Linked DNA regions of Homo sapiens: region 1 is linked to region 2. Evidence: read pairs that join two places in POLR2A ChIA-PET (ENCODE). Cell type or tissue: Caco-2. All regions are shown on one strand. Each heading gives the region's core, and the rest is flanking DNA. Links, peaks and the distances in the headings are about the cores only.

Evidence for each region. ChIA-PET counts read pairs that join two places held together with the same protein. Peaks named below come from ENCODE experiments on the same cell type or tissue, not always from the same donor. Only the 100,000 strongest peaks of a DNase experiment are listed, where the experiment ranks them.
Region 1: POLR2A ChIA-PET joins it to region 2 with 5 read pairs; 1 of 35 experiments calls an interaction of 5 or more read pairs at or near these places.

What each region holds. Positions count from the first base shown.
Region 1 is chr12:115,454,586-115,460,608 of GRCh38, reverse strand. All of the region lies in intron 2 of LOC105370003 (a long non-coding RNA gene), which reads left to right. Among named protein-coding and RNA genes, the nearest start is that of LINC02463, 430 kb to the left of the region's middle. In Caco-2, for the core only: no CTCF peak of the experiment used is centred there; a DNase peak (open chromatin) is centred at 3,098.
Region 2 is chr12:114,608,716-114,614,738 of GRCh38, reverse strand. No RefSeq gene overlaps it. Among named protein-coding and RNA genes, the nearest start is that of TBX3-AS1, 71 kb to the left of the region's middle. In Caco-2, for the core only: no CTCF peak of the experiment used is centred there; a DNase peak (open chromatin) is centred at 3,078.

The DNA of each region.
Region 1 (6,023 bases), core at 584-5,583, 850 kb before region 2:
GCCTGTAGTCCCAGCTGCTTGGGAGGCTGAGGCAGGAGAATGGCGTGAACCCAGGAGGTGGGGCTTGCAGTGAGTCGAGATCACCCCACTGCACTCCAGCCTGGCCCACAGAGTGAGACTCCATCTGAAAAAAAAAAAAAAAAAAAAAAAAAAGAAAGAAAAAAAAAAGACAACACATATAGTGATTAAAACCATGATCTTAAAGAATAGAAAGAAATATTGGTGATAGATAAAATGAAAAAAAGTTACAGAGTAATCTAAAGAGCGTGATAACATTTTTTGCCACAACCCCAAATATATAGATATCTACAACCAAGCAAGAGCGTCAAGATGGAAGAAAGCATATAGTGCCCATGGTTTTCTGATTGGTGACTTTTATTTTCTTCTTTGCACATTTGTTAATGTCCTGAATTCTTAAGTGTTGCTGCTTTAGTCATAAGAAAAACATTAAAAATGTTATAAAAATAATTTCAATCTGGCTGATCAACAACCTGACTGTTCTTTGAGCAGTCTTCATTTTTAACACATAATGATTCACCTATGTTATTTAAGATTTGTCAAATCTGTAGGTCAGGGATAAGCAGAATGTTTAGTGGGATGATGAAGGCTCAAAAGAGATTCCAATCCATAAATATTTTCCTATGGGGGCTTCTCAGTGCATTTGAAATAAATTGTTTTAGATTAAAAATTGTCCTTTCCTTTCCCCTCAAAATTCAGATACCTCAGAAGAGGTAACAGTATGAGACCTCCAAGGTGCTCAATAAATATTGGTTGACTTGAATTGAATCGAAGGCAGTGGCAGTACAAGATAACTTTGTTTATGACATCAGTTTTATCTAATAGCTGTAATTGATTTTATTTCTGGGGTTACTCTGTAATTGGGATGTGAAGAACAAGAGCACATAGGAATGCTCAGTATAAAGGTATAGCCACTAAAAAATAGGTAAAGAATGGAATACGGGATGCATAAAGCACATTTCTCTAAGCACATAGTTTTTCTCAGATTCATCCTTATAATTTGGCAGATAGACACTTGATTGGTTGTTGATCCTAATAAAATATTCATTCATCCATTTATTCATTCACTCATTTATAGCCCTAAGAAGTCCATGAGCCCTGTGGTTCAATCTCTAGTCTCTATCACTGTTAATGAAACAAACAATCAAAAATTAATTTCCTATAACTCACATTCTTTATTTGTACTTCCTGTACACTGTGAAACAGACATAAAACCTATGGGCCATGGACCATTTCTCTTATTTCTATTCTCTCTTCTTGTGATTCTGTATAATAAAATCTGAACATTCAGTAGAGCAACAGTTGAAGCCTCTAAGAGAGAAAGGGAAATAAGCTGAAGGGCTAGACCAGAATTCTCTTTGTGTGTAGGCAGAAGGACAGATGCCTGCTATGTGTTAAGCACTGTTGGAGGTGTTTGAGGTACTTCACATCCCTTCTTAATTTTCTTTTTTTTTTTTTTGGAGATGGAGTCTTGCTCTGTCACCCAGGCTGGAGTGCAGTGGCGTGAACTTGGCTCACCGCAACCTCTACCTCCCGGGTTCATGCAATTCTCCTGCCTCAGCCTCCCAAGTAGCTGGGACTACAGGTGTGTGCCACTAAGCCCAGCTAATTTTTGCATTTTTAGTAGAGACGGGGTTTTGCCATGTTGGCCAGGCTGGTCTCGAACTCCTGGCCTCAAGTGATCTGCCTGCCTCGGCCTCCCAAAGTGCTGGGATTACAGGTTTGAGCCACTGTGCCCAGCTTCTTCTTATTTAATTCTCATACTAACAATACAAATGGAATAATTTCATCCTCATTTTGTAGATGATGAAATGGAAGTTTATATCCAACATATATACTGACTTGCATATATCTAATTTAGGATTAAGATGAGCATACCTCCCACTTTACTTCGTTCAGTCCCACAGTTTACTTCTGTTGCCTTGATATAATTGGTAATAGCATCTTTGGATGATTGGATAAAGAAACTGGTATTTATATGCAGTGGAATATTATTCGGCCATGAAAAAGAATGGAATCATGTCTTTTGCAACAACATGAATGGAACTGGAGGCCATTATCTTAAGTGAAACAACTCAGAAAGTCAAATATCATATGTTCTCACTTATAAATGGGAGCTAAATAATGTGTACACATGGACATAGAGTGTGGAATAATATTGGAGACTTGGAAGGGTGGGAGGAAGGGAACGGGTGAAGGATGATAAATTACCTTGGGATGAGAATTTATATTGTCACCTATTAGAACATTACTAGCTTCAAATTACAAGAAGCAAAGATTCAGAAGAATTAGACATCAGGGATTTTACAATCTCGTAGACAAAGAAATGCAGTTAAGATGGTTCCAGGGTTGAGTAATTCAGCAGCTCAACAATATCATTGAAGTCAGAAGCTCCTTCTGTCTTTTCCTTCACCAGCCCCTCTAGGTTGCCTCTGCCTCTGTTGGTTGTGCCATTTCAGGTGTCACTTTCTCTCATACGCCCATGGCTCAAGCCAGAAAAATGTCCATTCCTTCTGTGTTTATTTACAGAGCAAAGAAACCTTTCCAAGTAGCTCCTCGCAGATGCCTGCTCATGGGGGTCACATGTTCTCTCTTCATCCAATCATTAGCAAGAAAATGGGAGGAGGAGTTACATGATTGGCTTTAACCAATCGGGATTTTTTCAGCAACACAGGAGCAATGAAAGAAAAACTGGGCTCTTCTAGAATGGAAGCTGTGGAAAGGGGTGGTTGGGTAGGCCAAGCATAGCAACTGCTACAAACTAGTAAGTGAGGAGAGGCCAGCCAGTTCTAAAGGACCACGGAGACTACTCTTTCCATCTCCCCAGCCGCCCTCCCTTAAACACTGTGCTCTCCAAGGGGTTATGTCTGAAGGTTGGGCTTGGTGGGGTAGGTCACTGCATGAGAGAAAATGCAAACCAATAGCTATAACAATGTAATAAGGCCTGTAGGAGCCTACGAAGGCACTGAAGGCGTTCAAGAAACAGTGGCTTTTTTACAGTGTTAAAGGGTGAAGAGGAGCTTGCTCTATAGCTGTTAGTAGGGGCCAGTGCTGGGTATTTCAGCTAGAGGGAGCTGCGTGTACAAATACCTGGAGATGAGAAAGAGCCTAGTGTGTTCACAGAGCAAGCGGCACTGCGGTAGTGATAGAAGAGGAGCTTGGGGAGGTGAGCAGAGCCACATCCCAAGGGGCAGGTGTAACTTGACAAGAGGAGGAGATTTATTCCTGGGGAGTCATTGACAGGTTTAAACCTGAAAGTGGTCAGACTTCCTATTGTTCCTCTACGGAAGTTCTATTAGCAAGGAGTCAAGACTTCCAGGGCAGATTTCTTTTCTTTTCTTTTCTTTTCTTTTCTTTTCTTTTCTTTTCTTTTCTTTTCTTTTCTTTTCTTTTCTTTTCTTTCTTCTTTCTTTCTTCTTCCTTCCTTCCTTCTTCCTTCCCTTCCTTTCTTTCTTTTCCCTTCCTTCCCTTCCCTCCCTTCCGTCCTTCCTTCCTTCTCTCTCTTTCTTTCTTTTTCTTTCTTTCCTTCTTTCTCTCTTTCAGATGGAGTCTCACTCTATTGCCCAGGCTGGAGTGCTATGGCATGATCTCAGCTCACTGCCATCTCTGCCTCCTAGGTTCAAGCGATTCTTCTGCCTCAGCCTCCCAAGTAGCTAGGATTACTTGGGTGGTGTGCGCCACCACATCCAGCTAATTTTTGTATTTTTAGTAGAGATGGGGTTTCACCATGTTGGCCAGGCTGTTCTCCAACTCCTGACCTCATGCGATCTGCCTGCCTGCCTGCCTTGGCTTTCCTAAGTGCTGGGATTATGGGCATGAGCCACCGGACCTGTCCCTTTTATTTCTATTTTTGTTTAAGGGGCTGGGAATCCCAGCTGGTGTGTTGTAGAGAGATTACTCATGGCTAGGGGTGAGGTGCACAGCTCTGAAAATACTTAATTTTGGAACTTTTACAGAAGAAGGACATCTCTTTTCCCCGTCTGTGTATTCTTGAGACTTTGTGGCAGAGCCTGCTATATGTTCACAAAAATTCTCTTCTTTCGCCTCCTGGGCACAAGCTACATTATGTTCCCCAGTGTCTCTGGGAGTTGAGTAAGACCCTGTGACTAAGTTATGGCTAATGGATGGTGGGCATTAGTGATATTCCCAACTTCCAGGCCTGGCCCCTAAAAACCTCCCACATCATCCTTCATGCTCTCTCTTCTCATCTACTTGCCAAAAGAAGAAGACTTTAAAGACATAGAAAAGGCAGAGCTACTAAGTGGAAGGATTCTGGGCCCCTGAATGACTGCATGGAACAGAGCCCTCTACCAACTCGCATTGTATTTAGTTTTATTGTGATAAACCACTGAGACTTCAGAGTTTTGTTTTTACAGCAAATAAAACATACCCTGCAGGTGTTTGTGCACTCTTGAAATACGAGGGAAAGTGGCAAAACAGCTTCTTGATAAAGTCACAGAAAATATACTGAAGTATGAGGAAGAGTACATTGATGAAGACTCAGAGGGGCTTATCTGTGAAGCAAAGACAAGGAAGTCTCATCTTGCTTGGCTGTGGTGAGGGCTGCATGATACCATGTATGTAAAGCACCTAGCACGAGTTGTCTCTTAATGGAATAAGTTAGGAAAAGTGTTTTGGAGTTGGTAGCTATCAGTTTTATAAATATCTGTAAAAAAGAAATAATAAGAATATTTACCTCGGTGATTTTTTGTAAGAATTAAAAGAGATGATGCTTTTAAAGCACTCACTTAGTACAGGGCCTGTAAAATAATATGGAAGCTTCTATAATAGTAATGACTGCTTCTTATCGACATTACTGCTGTAAGACATGACTGGGCTGTGACAGCAGGAGGTTTTAGGAGGGAGAAAGCGTTTCAGGCTGGAGCTGTGTTGGGAGCGATGGAGGGAGGGGCAGAAAAGCAGGGGGGTGGCAGGGGGAAGGGGAGATGAGATGCATGACACCAGGTGGAGCAGTTGAAAAGCTCTGTTTACAGCCCGATGACCACTTCTGCCCAGACTGAACCTGGATCATTCCAATTGCCACTGGGCACACATCTCTGCAGCATGCTGGCGCCTCATCATATCTCGAGTGCTGTTTCCAAGAAGCTCAAAGGGCTTTCTGGAAGTTATCTGCTGGCTTGACCCAGCAGCCCCATGTTATCATTCCCATCTCACAGATGGAAAAACAGGACACCGAGTGGTAAACCTACTTACCGAAGATCACAGTGTGAGTCAGTGGCCTGTGTGCAATCAGATTCTAGATTTCTCCATCGCAGGCCCCTCCTGCGGCTCCTCCAGGCTAGCTTTGGGCTGGGCCGCCAAGCAGGCTGCATTTCTTTTTTCTCAAAGAGAGCCACTAAGCATCCAGATTCTGCATGTGATTTAATTATTAGCCAGATCCTGATCTTTGATGACAAGAAGTTTGATTTACAGACTAAATATTCTCCTAGGTGCTGGCGGACATTCTATACTTTTGTTCCTAGCATTTATTATAAAATTGTTCATATAAACAGGAAAGCTGGAAGAATTTTAGTCAATACCTATATGCTTAGGATCTGGATTCTACAATAGACACTTTGTTTTATTGTACTTTATTAGCTGAACTACTTACTAAGCAGAGAGGTGAAGTTGTCATCTTTGACAATGATAGTCAAAGTAAGTGATGCTATTAAAAATTATTTAAATATCTGCAAATGATTAAAAAAATGGTTTAAAAAAATTTAAGTCTTTCAACTCACCGGTAGACTAGTATTTGCTATCAAAGTGAGGTTACAGTAGATTTCAAGAATGTTTGCATGCTTAGTATATAACCTAGCATGAGTCTTTCAAAATAAAATGTCATGGCATTTCACTAGATTGGTCTAGTTTTAAAAAAGAGAAGACCCCCGTCTCCAAAACAAACAACAACAAAGCCCAGAGATCTGGAACAGGGAGTGTGGCCTACCTGCAGCCCTGGAATAAAGATACACTTACTTTAAGGATACTATATATATTTAGTGACTTAA
Region 2 (6,023 bases), core at 435-5,434:
GAGACAGGGTCTTGTGCTCTGTCACCCAGGCTAGAGTGCAGTGGTGTGATCATAGCTCACTGCAGCCCCGACCTCTTAGACTAAAGCAATCCTCCACCTCAGCTTCCCAAGTAACTGGGATGACAGGCATGCACCAAAATTTAAAAAAAATTTTTTTTAAAAAGAGATGAGGTCTTCCTATATTGCCAGGGCTGGTCTGGAATTCCTGGGCTCAAGAAATCCTCCCACCTCAACCTCCTAAAGTGTTGGGATTACAGGCGTGAGCCATCACGCCCCGTCCTGCCAGTAAATTCTCTCCCTAAGAAGGGAAATAATTCTGACTTCTATTCTGACTTCTCTTCTGACTTCTATTGCCATAGATAATTTTGCCTATTTTTGAACTTCATACAAATAGGACCACACATTATGTTCTCTTTTATGTCTGGTTTCTTTCAGTCATGTCTGTGAATTAATCTAACTTATTGCACGTGGCTCCAGTTTGTTCTTTTTCATGACTGTATAGTATTCCATTTCATGAGCATACCGCATTTATCCTTTCTGTTCTCAATGGACATTTGTTTTGTTTTGTTTCCCAGCTTCGAGTTGTAGCAAATAAATCTGCTTAAAATATTCTTATGCATGTCTTTTGGTGCACATAAGCACTCATTCTAGGGGGAGTATGCCTTTAAGAGTGAAATTTCTGGGTCATGGGAACATACATGTGTTCAGTATTATCAGATACTGCCAAGCAGTTTTCCAAAGTGATACTGCCAATTCACATTCCCAAAAGCATTGTGTCCTATTGCTCTACAGCCTTACCAGTTGTTAGTACTGACAGTCTTTTTTAAATTTTATACATTCTGGTGGAGGATCATGAGACATAAAAGCTAGAACTAGTGTGTGATACAGTGTGACAAGAAAAATTATGAACGCATTGTATTCACAACATCCAAGGACACTTTTGGGTCAAGCTTTCTTCCTATCCCCACTTTTGGGCTTCAGATTTTGGCAATCACTGGAAGGGACTTAAAGCTGGAGGTAGGGAGAAAATAGAAAGATTTGCACTATCTTAAAGGCTGAAGATAGGAAAAAGGCAACATATTTGAAATCAGCCTCACAGTAGCTCCTACCTGTTGGCTAACTCTTTCCTCTGATGTGTATGTCATAAAGGCCAAGCTTATCCATTGGACAGAAATTCCTGTTGTAACTTATGTAAAGTCCAGCTGCCTGTGGTCCAGTCCCCTTCGGAGTTGCATTCACAGCAATAGCAATCTGGTAGGGATGTCTGCTTCTGTAGGATCATTCTGAATTAAGGTATCTACTGTGATGAGAAGCATATCTGCATGTGTGCTAGAGACAAGAGTGACCTTGGCCTTGATCCAGGCGATGTCCCCCAAATGCTAGCCAGCATAAATTTCCACAAGCATGATCATAATATGTTATAAGTTCCGCTTCTAGTAGGTAGGTATTCCGGAAATATTCTAATGGCTGCATATGAATCCATCCTTAAATCTCCCCAAACTCTTGTTCACTCATATTTCACTGGATAGAAACCATGAACACTTAGCTTAGCCTAAGCTATATCAGATATGCCCAACTCTTTTAAAAATAAATATATTTTTAAAATTTGAGTAGTATTATTTTGAGAAAAAAAATTTGCAACAAACCAGAGAATTTGGGTGTGAAGTGATCAGAATTTCCAACCATTCTCACAGAATGGTGGGGATATATCACTGAAGAAGAAACACATGAACAAGAAAAATAAATGTAATTTCTGATCTGACTCATATGTACATATATATGTGAATGTATATACATGAGTTCATATATATATACACATTTACATATATATACATACATATATACTGTATTTAGTTTCTGACCTTATACTTTATATATATGCATGTATATAGTGTTTGTCTATATGCAATTGTGTATGTAAATTCATACATACAAATGTATGCATATATGTATGCATCTACTGTGCATAGGTATATATATGAGTGCATGTATACATATGTATATATGTGTATGTATGTATACATATATCTGCAATTACATGATTAGCTTTATTAATGTGACACATGGTTCTTATATATTGATTAGAAGAAGAGGTTAACTCTCTCTTTAGAAAGTCTAGAAGATGTTCCAGTGGCCTCTCTAGAACATGTGATGAGATGCTACCACTTTCTTCATGGCCAATGTCATGGTTCAAAGAGGCACTAAAATATACTAGTTGGGAGCACCAGGATCTCACAGACTTGGGGTTAAAAACTCGCTCCCTGCTGATGAGCCATGGTGTGTTGGGACTCTCTGAGCCTCTGTTCCTTTTTCTTTTTGTAAAGCGGGAGTAGCAATACCATCCTCTTGGGATTTTTGTGCCCTTCAAACAGGATGTTATGTGCAGGGCCTGTGTACATGCACATCCAGTGCCTGGTGTACATGAAGCACGTGGTGAGTGTCAGCCGCACTCATCATGATTCCTATGTGGGTTGAGGCTGATTTCCCATTCTGGCTGCCGTGTGGGAAGTGGGTCGGAGTGTGCTTTGGGTGGGGCGTCAAGTCCTCTGGTGGAAGGGAAGGGATAGGGTGTTTGAGATCTGTGAGAACCTGAAAAAGAGCTACCAGGGGCCACTGAATGCTTTATCCTTTTACTGGGACAAGGGAGGTGGGAGATTTTCTGGCACCTGGTACCTGGCAGACAAGAGGGAAACGGTGAGAGAGATTCAGTGAGAAGTATAAAATCTTCCTGTTTATGCTCATGTTTGTCTTCTTCCTGTGTGATGTAACCTCTGGGGGCCATGAGACTCTTTATTATATTAAATATCAGGGGGCATTGAACTGGAGTTGTGCTACATACACTGTGCTGGGAAATGCCATGAAATGGTAGGTTATCGGTAAATAATGATCCCTTCTCTTTTCTTTAGAAGTCAACATTCCCCTACAGGTATTATCATCTCATGTCATCTTGTGACCTCTTGATGACTTCTCATTTTCACAATGGGAATGAGCTCAGAGTGTGGGAAAAAAAAAAAAAACAAACTTCCAGGCTGACAGTGAGGAGCTCTGTGCGGGGCCAGAGTCCAAAGTCTTCATTTGCTCAATGTAAATATCCACACTGTGTCCCTGCCACTCAGTTCAAGCTTCAGGAATCACTCAGACACAGCATAAAGAAACCACTGCGTAAAGGAGTCACCCTATTCATAAGTGACTTAAAATGTGCAGAATGGAAATAACCTAAATAGACTGGGCACAGTGGCTCATGTCTGTAATCCCAGCACTTTGGGAGGCCGTGGCGGGTGGATCACTTGAGCTCAGAAGCTTGAGACCAGCCTGGCCAACATGGTGAAACCATGTCTCTACTAAAAATACAAAAATTAGCTGGGCGAGGTGGCACACACCTGTAGTCCCAGCTACTCGGGAGGCTGAAACAGGAGAATCACTTGAACCCAGGAGGCAGAGGTTGCAGTGAGTCAATATCGTGCCACTTCACTCCAGCCTAGGCAACAGAGCTAGAATCTGATCTGTCTCAAAACAAAACAAAAAGAAATGTCCAGGAGATGGGGATGAGTTGAAACTATTTATTTATTTATTTATTTGAGATGGAGTCTCACTCTGTCGCCCAAGCTGGAGTGCAGTGGCAGGATCTTGGCTCACTGCAACCTCCGCCTCCCAGGTTCCAGTGATTCTCCTGTTTCAGCCTCCTGGGTAGCTGGGATTACAGACACATGCCACCATGCCCAGCTAATTTTTTATTTTTAGTAGACAGGGTTTCCCCACGTTGGCCGGGCTGGTCTCAAACTCTTGACCTCAGGTGATCCCCCCCACCTCAGCCGCCCAAAGTTCTGGGATTACAGGTGCGAGCCACCATGCCTGGCTGAGTTGAAGCCTTATAGCATGTTTGTAAAGAATATTATACTGACAGAAAAACAATTTGTTTACCTGTATGATTGACTTAGGAAGACAGCTGTAATATTTTCAGTAAAAAGGTTGGTTAGAAGATAGCATATTTAATATTCTTATAAATGTTAATAATGTTTTATCTCTGGGTGTTGGATTATGAGAGTCCTTTTTTTCCCCTAACTGCTTATTTGTATTTTCTATTTCTCCTGCAGCAAAGTTGAATTTCCTGTGTAATTAAAATAATAAAAGCAAATATAAAATAGACAGAAAAGTAAAACTAGATTTGTCCCCTTAAAAATATGTCAGGATTAGGCAGGACACAGTGGCTCATGCCCATAATCCCAGCAGTTTGGGAGGCCGAGGTGGGCAGATCACTGGAGGTCAGGAGTTCAAGACCAGCCTGGTTAGCATGGTGAAACCCCATCTCTACTAAAAATACAAAAAATTAGTCGGCGGTGGTGGCAGGCACCTGTAATCCCAGCTACTCGGGAGGCTGAAGCAGAATTGCTTGAACCCTGGAGGTGAAGAAGGTTGCAATGAATTGAGATCGCACAACTGTACTCCAGCCTGGGGCAACAGTGAGTCTCCATCTCAAACAAACAAACAAACAAAAAAGGTGTCAGGATTAAAGAAGGGGCAGTTATCTGCCCAGTGATGTGCTACCTGGTAAGTAATAGAGCTGAACCCAGGTCTCCTTGTTCTCATACTGAATCCAATAAAGGAGGCCACTATCCACTGGAAAAAAAGAAAGTCATGGCACATGAACACCTGCTCAACATCAATAATCATCTGGCAAATGTAAATCAAAACCACAAAGATATACCACTTTACATCAATTAGGATGGCTACTATTAAAAACAAAACAAAACAGAAAACACAAGTGTTGGCTGGGTGCTGCAGCTTATGTCTGCGATCCCAGCACTTTGGGAGGCCGAGTCTGGAGGATTGTTTGAGGCCAGGAGTTCAAGACCAGTCTGGGCAACCCAGGGAGATCCCATCTCTACAAATAACACAAAAAATTAGTTGGGTATGGTAGCAGGTGCCTGTAGTCCCAGCCACTCAGGAGGCTGAGGCAGGAGGATTGCCTGAGCCTGAGAGGTTGAGGCTGCTGCGTGAGCTATGATTGCAGCACTTCACTCCAGCCTGGGTGACAAAGTGAGAATCTGTCTCAAAAGAAAATATAAATGTTGGCAAAAATGTGGAGAAATTGGAACCCTTGTGCACTCTGGTGAGAATGTAAAATGGTGCAGCTGCTAAAACAGTAGGGCAGTTCCTCAAAAAGCTAGACATAGACTGTATTAGTCAGGGTTCTCTAGAGGGACAGAACTAATAGGATAGATGTATATATAGAGGGGAGTTTATTAAGGAGTATTAACTCACACGATCACAGGGTCACAATAGACCTTCCACAAGCTGAGGAGCAAGGAAGCCAGTCCGAATCCCAAAGCTGAAGAACTTGGAGTCCGATGTTCAAGGGCAGGAAGCATCCAGCATGGGAGAAAGATGTAGGCTCGGAGGCTGAGCTAGTCTAATCTCTCCATGTTCTTCTGGCTGCTTTTATTCTGGCCGCACTGGCAGCTGATTAGATGGTGCCCACCTAGACTGAGGTTGGGTCTACCTCTCCCAGTCCACTGACTCAAACATTAATCTCCTTTGGCAAAACCCTCACAGACACACCCAGGATCAACACTTTGCACCGTTTAATCCAATTAAGTTGACACTCAGTATTAACCATCCATAGACTGACCGTATGATCCAGCAATTCCACTGCTGGGTGTCTACCCAAAAAAATTGAAAGCAGGGACTCAAAGATATATTTGCACACCCATGTTTATAGCAGCACGTATCACAGTAGCCAATAGGTGCAAGCAAGCCAAGTGTCCATTAACAGATGAGTGGATAAACAAAATGCAATGTATCCATGTAATGAAATAGTATTTGGCCTTAGAAAACAAGGAAATTCTGACACGTGCTACCACATGGATGAACTTTGAGGACACTACGCTGAGTGAAATAAGCCAGACATAAAGAGACAAATACTGTGTGATTCCACTTATAGGTGGGACCTAGAGTCATCAAACTCGTAGAGATAGAAGGTAGAGTGCTGGTTGCTAGGAGATGGGTTGGAGAGTGGATGAAAG